Linked DNA regions of Homo sapiens: region 1 is linked to region 2. A link is a loop called in an ENCODE intact Hi-C map of the cell type or tissue named here. Cell type or tissue: heart left ventricle. All regions are shown on one strand. Links, peaks and the distances in the headings refer to the core of each region. The heading gives the core; the rest is flanking DNA. Region 1 has its middle 5.3 kb from the start of KCNMB4. Region 2 overlaps CNOT2 (CCR4-NOT transcription complex subunit 2).

Evidence for each region. A loop is a pair of places that touch in the nucleus more often than their neighbours do. Peaks named below come from ENCODE experiments on the same cell type or tissue, not always from the same donor. Only the 100,000 strongest peaks of a DNase experiment are listed, where the experiment ranks them.
Region 1: it touches region 2 in a loop (7-fold over the local background); 4 of 110 quality-filtered maps call a loop at or near these places.

Annotation. Positions count from the first base shown.
Region 1 is chr12:70,359,569-70,362,497 of GRCh38, reverse strand. No RefSeq gene overlaps it. Among named protein-coding and RNA genes, the nearest start is that of KCNMB4, 5.3 kb to the left of the region's middle. In heart left ventricle, for the core only: no CTCF peak of the experiment used is centred there; no DNase peak of the experiment used is centred there.
Region 2 is chr12:70,305,723-70,308,651 of GRCh38, reverse strand. The region is part of intron 2 of CNOT2 (CCR4-NOT transcription complex subunit 2); the gene reads right to left. Among named protein-coding and RNA genes, the nearest start is that of KCNMB4, 59 kb to the left of the region's middle. In heart left ventricle, for the core only: no CTCF peak of the experiment used is centred there; no DNase peak of the experiment used is centred there; H3K27ac peaks cover 263 bases.

The DNA of each region.
Region 1 (2,929 bases), core at 270-2,769, 54 kb before region 2:
TTTAGTAGTAAATAATTTGACACAAGGTAAATAATCCTCTTAGTCTATTTTCTGTTGCTATAACTGAATACCTGAGACTGGGTAATTTATAAAGAAACTTATTTCTTACAATTCTAGATGCTGGGAAGTCCAAGAGCATGACAGTAGTATCTGGTCAGGTCCTTGTGTACCCTAACATGGCAGAAGGCAGTTCCATAGCAAGAAAGCAAGAATGCCTATTAACTCAGGCCACTGTACATATAAAGCCACCAGTCCCATCAGGCCCCACACCCTGATGACCTTATTTAATCCTAATTATCTCCCAAAGGCCCCATCTCGAAATGCCATCAAAAATATGAATTTGGGGAATATGTTCTAACACATTAAATTTGGGGGACACTTTTAAACCATAGCAATATTAGTTTCCTCCTTGTCGTACAAAAGGGTTGGTCTAGAAGAGTTTTAGTATTCTAGTATCTAATTCCCATTTTTGTTTTGCCATGCACTTTAGAAAATTGGGTATTGCTATATAACAGTATCTAGTGAAGTTAAAAGGTCTTGAACAGAATCCAAAAACATGGAGAGCCTGTCCTAGCATGATGGCTAACAGGAAGAGTGTTTGTCTTTAGAGAAATGGACCTACGTCGATGCAACACCTAATATAAGCTAGGTTATTTACAAATGCCTTAATTTAACCTTCCCATGAGAAGAAGAGGGAAAAACATTCAGAGATTAGGTAATTTTTGCAAGACTGCACACATATTGTGACAGGGCCAGGGGATTTTATATTTGCATTTTACATAGTATCTTATATTTAAGAAATACTAACTACTCGAAGATAATAAATTACCTAAAACAATTTTTCTACTATACTATGCCACTTCTAAGAAATTTGTTAACAAAAATGAAGTGTAGATAATACAAAAAGCATTTATGAATGGATTTAAAATGTGTTTCTATACTTATATTTAAGTACAGTTAGGCTTAATCAAAATCTCTACTGTGAAACGATTATGAAGGGGACGGTGAGTAGAGGCTGAAGGAACTAATAATTTAATCTGGTCCCCCTGCTTAATTTTACTCTGAATCACATTTGTGTTGAAAATAGCCTCTTCAGATGCTTAGCAAATAGTAGTAGTACTGTTTTATGTGGAACAGAGAGATTAAGTTAGGTTTCTAGTGGCTTGCTAAAAATTCAAGCTAAAATTCAAGGTAGAAGTAAATACAGGGAATAACTAGATGTGCAATAGTTATAAGGCAGAAGGAAATCCTATCCTCTGCAGACTGAAAAGCATCATCGAATATTTCTAATAATACTTTTTTTTTTTTTTGCCTTTTCTTGGACACTTCCAGTGATGGAAAGATATAACTCCTAATGATTTCTGGAACTTTTGAAAAATTATAAACTGGTACTTTATTACTGTAGATTGAAATTTGCCTTGCCATAACAGCTATGTAATGGTCCTTATTCTGTCCTCTGGCGTTATGTAGGATAAAGATATTTTTAAGAATAAAGCCTTACATGAGGCAGAATGGCGTGAACCTGGGAGGTGGAGCTTGCAGTGAGCCGAGATCGCACCACTGCACTCCAGCCTGGGCGACAGAGCAAGACTCCGTCTCAAGAAAAAAAAAAAAAAAAAAAAGGATTAAGCCTTACAAATGACTCTACCTCAGAGGTGAGAAGACAGCCATTATGTCTCTCCTAGGCCTTTTGTTATGCACAACTTCCAGTTTCTTCAGTATTCTCTTTTGATATGATGTAGGAAACTAAGGTTTTACCCTTAGTCCAAAATGCTAAGAATAATAAGTCAAAGTTGGAAAGGATGCCCCACTTTAACATTCGAAAGTCTGAGCTTTTCTTTTCCATGATATTCCAATTTACAAACACTTCTAGGATAATGGATTTTGTTGTTCAATGACAGTGTCATTGCAAATGTAGGGAATTTGGATTCCTAATAGTGATATACAAGTCAACTAATATTCAAATTTTAGACCTATATTAAGTCATTTAGAGTGAACTGAAAAAAATTATACAAAACTTTAGATAAAAAAAGGGAAATCTGGAAATAACTTTTTGAGCAGAGGAGTAACATGACTTGCATTTTTTAAAACTGAGATATAACTCATGCAATAGACAGCATGTTATATTTGAAGAATATTAACCACTTGAAGACAATAAGTTAAAACATTCAAAATAAAAAAACAAACATATCTTTCTCTTAAGAGGGGAAATATTTAACTCAAAGACAGCCCATTTTTCATGCACTGTTACATATGGTAATTAAAACTCCATCTTAAAATAAATGTTCAGTATGTAACAGATTTAAAGGTAGCTTTGAAACATTCTGGCTGCCCCAAATCTTTATTTTTATACATAAGAAGATGAAACTATTTATATCATTCCCTCATGTAATGTTTTCTCATTCAGATGTATAATTTTGAAGAATAAATGTTTAATTTAAAATAGTTTTCTCATTATAAATTAGTATCAAGAGGCCTGATTCTAAAAAGAATCAAGCAGACTCAGCGATTTGTGGACATCATACCACCCTTGAAATTTGAAGTATTCTTCCAAAATGTTTGAAGAATTCATGTATTATCATCAAAATTATCTTCATTATGCACTAGGAAATAGTTTGGCCTGGAAGAAAAAAGCATGTATTGTAAGTTTTAAAAGTAAATTATATGGTCAAAATGTCACTTAGGCCAAAAATAAATGCAAATCACAAAAACATTACATTTCAGGAAACACATACAAATTAGAGACCAGCTCTGATTCATAGTAAAGATTTGTTTTCCTCAGCTAGTGCCTTCAATTATTGTCTAAAAGAACTAACACTTTTGGCATAAAGCCAGTTTTATTTAATCTTCTCTAAGAAAGATGTCAAAACATTTTGGTGGTATGGTATGGCCTTTCAGGCCTAGAAATGAAAACTAAGATAAATTTCAA
Region 2 (2,929 bases), core at 143-2,642:
AAATGTTCCTTTTCCATCAATACCAGATTTTCTCAAGAGTCACTGTGTGTGTGTGTGTGTGTGTGTGAGAGAGAGAGAGAGAGAGAGAGAGAGAGAAAATATACCAAACTTAAGCTTAATTTCTGTTTTGTGTGCTCTGGCACAGAAATTACACATCAGTGACAATACTAATTATTCTTACATGACTTCAGCAAATAATTAAAAAACAAAACGAGAGTGAGACAGAGAGAAAGACAGATGGAGGGAGGGAGAGGTAAGGGTGTTTTACTCTCCCCCATGAATGCAAACCCCCATCCAGAGATGGGTGCTGGTATGAGACAATTCTAATCCATGGCAAAATCACAAGAGAAAAAGACAACACAGGTTTTTCATAAAGCTAGATTTATTTAATTTTAAAGTGCCCGTCCTTTATTCTACATAGAATGATGGAACAGGGTAGGAAGTATTTAAAAATAATCAGGGAACATAAAACTGAGATGAAAACAAGCAGAGAAGTAACTGACCAGGCAAATGCTTGAAGGAAAAGCAGTCAGTTCAGAGGGTCAGTAAACCCCTCACTGGTATGGCTCAGGCAGCATGAACTTAGGTGGTGAAGGGTAGGAACTCATGTCAGAGAGACTGGTTGGGGCTAGACCATATAGTACACCTCGAGAGCCTGAGAGACTTTGGATTTTATTCTTTGTTAGACGGGAAATCAAGAGAGGATTTAGGCGAAGCTTAAGAGTAACTTAATTTGGCTTTTTTTTTTTTTTAAAGGTCCTAGCTACTCCATGAGGAATGGGCTAAAGAGGGTATAAAACGAAAGCAGGAAAATGCATTAGGAGGCCAGTGATAGATAATGATGGCCTAATAGGGTGGTGAGTAGTAGTTGAATAAAGGATATACTCTGAGGCAGAACTAGTAGGAATGGATGGATGGATGATATGAAAGGGTTAAACTATACCCATCTTCTCCCTGAAAGAGAAATTAGGGTACATAAAAATCAATTTCTATAAATTTCAAAGAGGATATGTCAATTATATCGAAATACATTGAAATTACTGGTTACAACGTATGTTAAAAAGTTAATTTGGTAAATAAAAATTTTAATAAACGACAGTCATGTGCAGCATGACATTTCAGTCAATGATGGACCATATATACAACGGTGGTCCCGTAAGATTATAAACAAGCTGAAAAATTCCTATTGCCTAGTGATGCCTTGATAGACCTAAGCAAATACATGAGTGTGTGTATCAGTTTTCAACAAAACAAAAACATCTAAAAAGTAAAAAAACAAAAAAATTCAAATAGAAAAAAGCTAAGTATGAATATAAGGGAAGAAAATATTTTTGTACAGCTGTACGTGTTTAAGTCAAGTATTAAAGAGTCCAAAAGATTTTAAAAAATTAAAAAGGTTATAAAGTAAAAAAGTTACGGTAAGCTAAGGTTAACTCATTATTCGAGAATGAAAATTTTTAAATAAATTTAGTGTAGCCTAAGTGTACAGTGTTTCCAATGTCCACAGTAGTATACTGTAATGTCCTAAGCCTTTACATTCACACACCACTTACTGAATTACCCAGAACAACTTCCAGTTCTGCAAGCTCCGTTTATGATAAGTGCCCTATAAAGGTGTAACCTTTTTAAAAAAATGTTTTGTATCTTATTTTCACTGTACCCTTTCTGTGTTTAGGTATGTTTAAATACACAAATACCAATGTGTTACAACTGCCTACAGAATTCGTATAGCAATATGCTGTACATGTTTATAGCCTAGGAGCAAGAGGTTATATCATCCAGGTTTGTTTAAGTATGGTCCACATTCACAAAAGTGCCTGACGCATTTCTCAGAATGTACTCCCATTGTTATGGCTGTAGTTTAAACTATGGCTGTAGTTTAAAATTAAATCAGACTTCATCTTGGATATACAGCATTAGAATCTTTGGTGTGTACAATTTGTCAGCTTTATTCAAGCAAACAAGTCAAGGGCTTATATATACTTTGTTAAGTGACCACCTTTTTACTTGACACTCACACCAGACTTTCTAAGACAAATTGAGATTTTTTTTTACCAGGAAAGAATATATGCATGTAGCAAAACCAATGTTTCTTAAACCTTTTTTGAACACAGATCTAAAACGTTTAATCAAGACATTTAATCTTTCCTTTGATTTCATAAGAACTAAGCAGCATATTCTAAAAAGTAAACAGAGGTCAGGAATGGTGGCTCATGCCTACAATGCCAGCACTTTGGGAGGCCAAGGCAGGCAGATCACTTGAGGTCAGGAGTTCAAGACCAGCCTGGCCAACAACGTGAAACCCTGTCTCTACTAAAAATACAAAAAATTAGCCAGGCATGGTGGCATGCACCTGTAATCCCAGCTACTCAGGAGGCTGAGGTGGGAGAACTGCTTGAACCCAGGAGGTGGAGGTTGCAGTGAGCCAAGATCATCATGCCACTGCACTCTAGCCTGGCCGACACCACGAGACTACGTCTTAAAATAAAATAAAATTAAATTAAAAATACAGAGATAAGTAAGCTAATCCTCTGTACCAAACCAAATCCCCAAAAGGAATTGGTCTCAGAAAGTAATAAAGAATTAAACTGGAAGACGTAATGGAGCCACTTAAGTTGGCTGGATTTTCCCAGTATATTCCTCCTTCATTATTTAGTTTAGACTAGCTATGAATTCCTAAGGCATGACATTCTCAACATTTAAATACAGTATTTCAAAGCCAAATGTGGTAAATCAGAATAATCACAGAAATTTACCAAAAAAAAAAAAAAAAAAAAACAAACTTCAGATAAAATAACCAAGAACTTCAGAGAAGACGGGTAAAGTGGTCCCTGATACAGGCAGGATGAATGGCAATTAGGGAACCAACGAAGTAAGAGGCAGGCCTGAAGATACACAGAGGATACACCTAAAAATCCCTGAGATCATC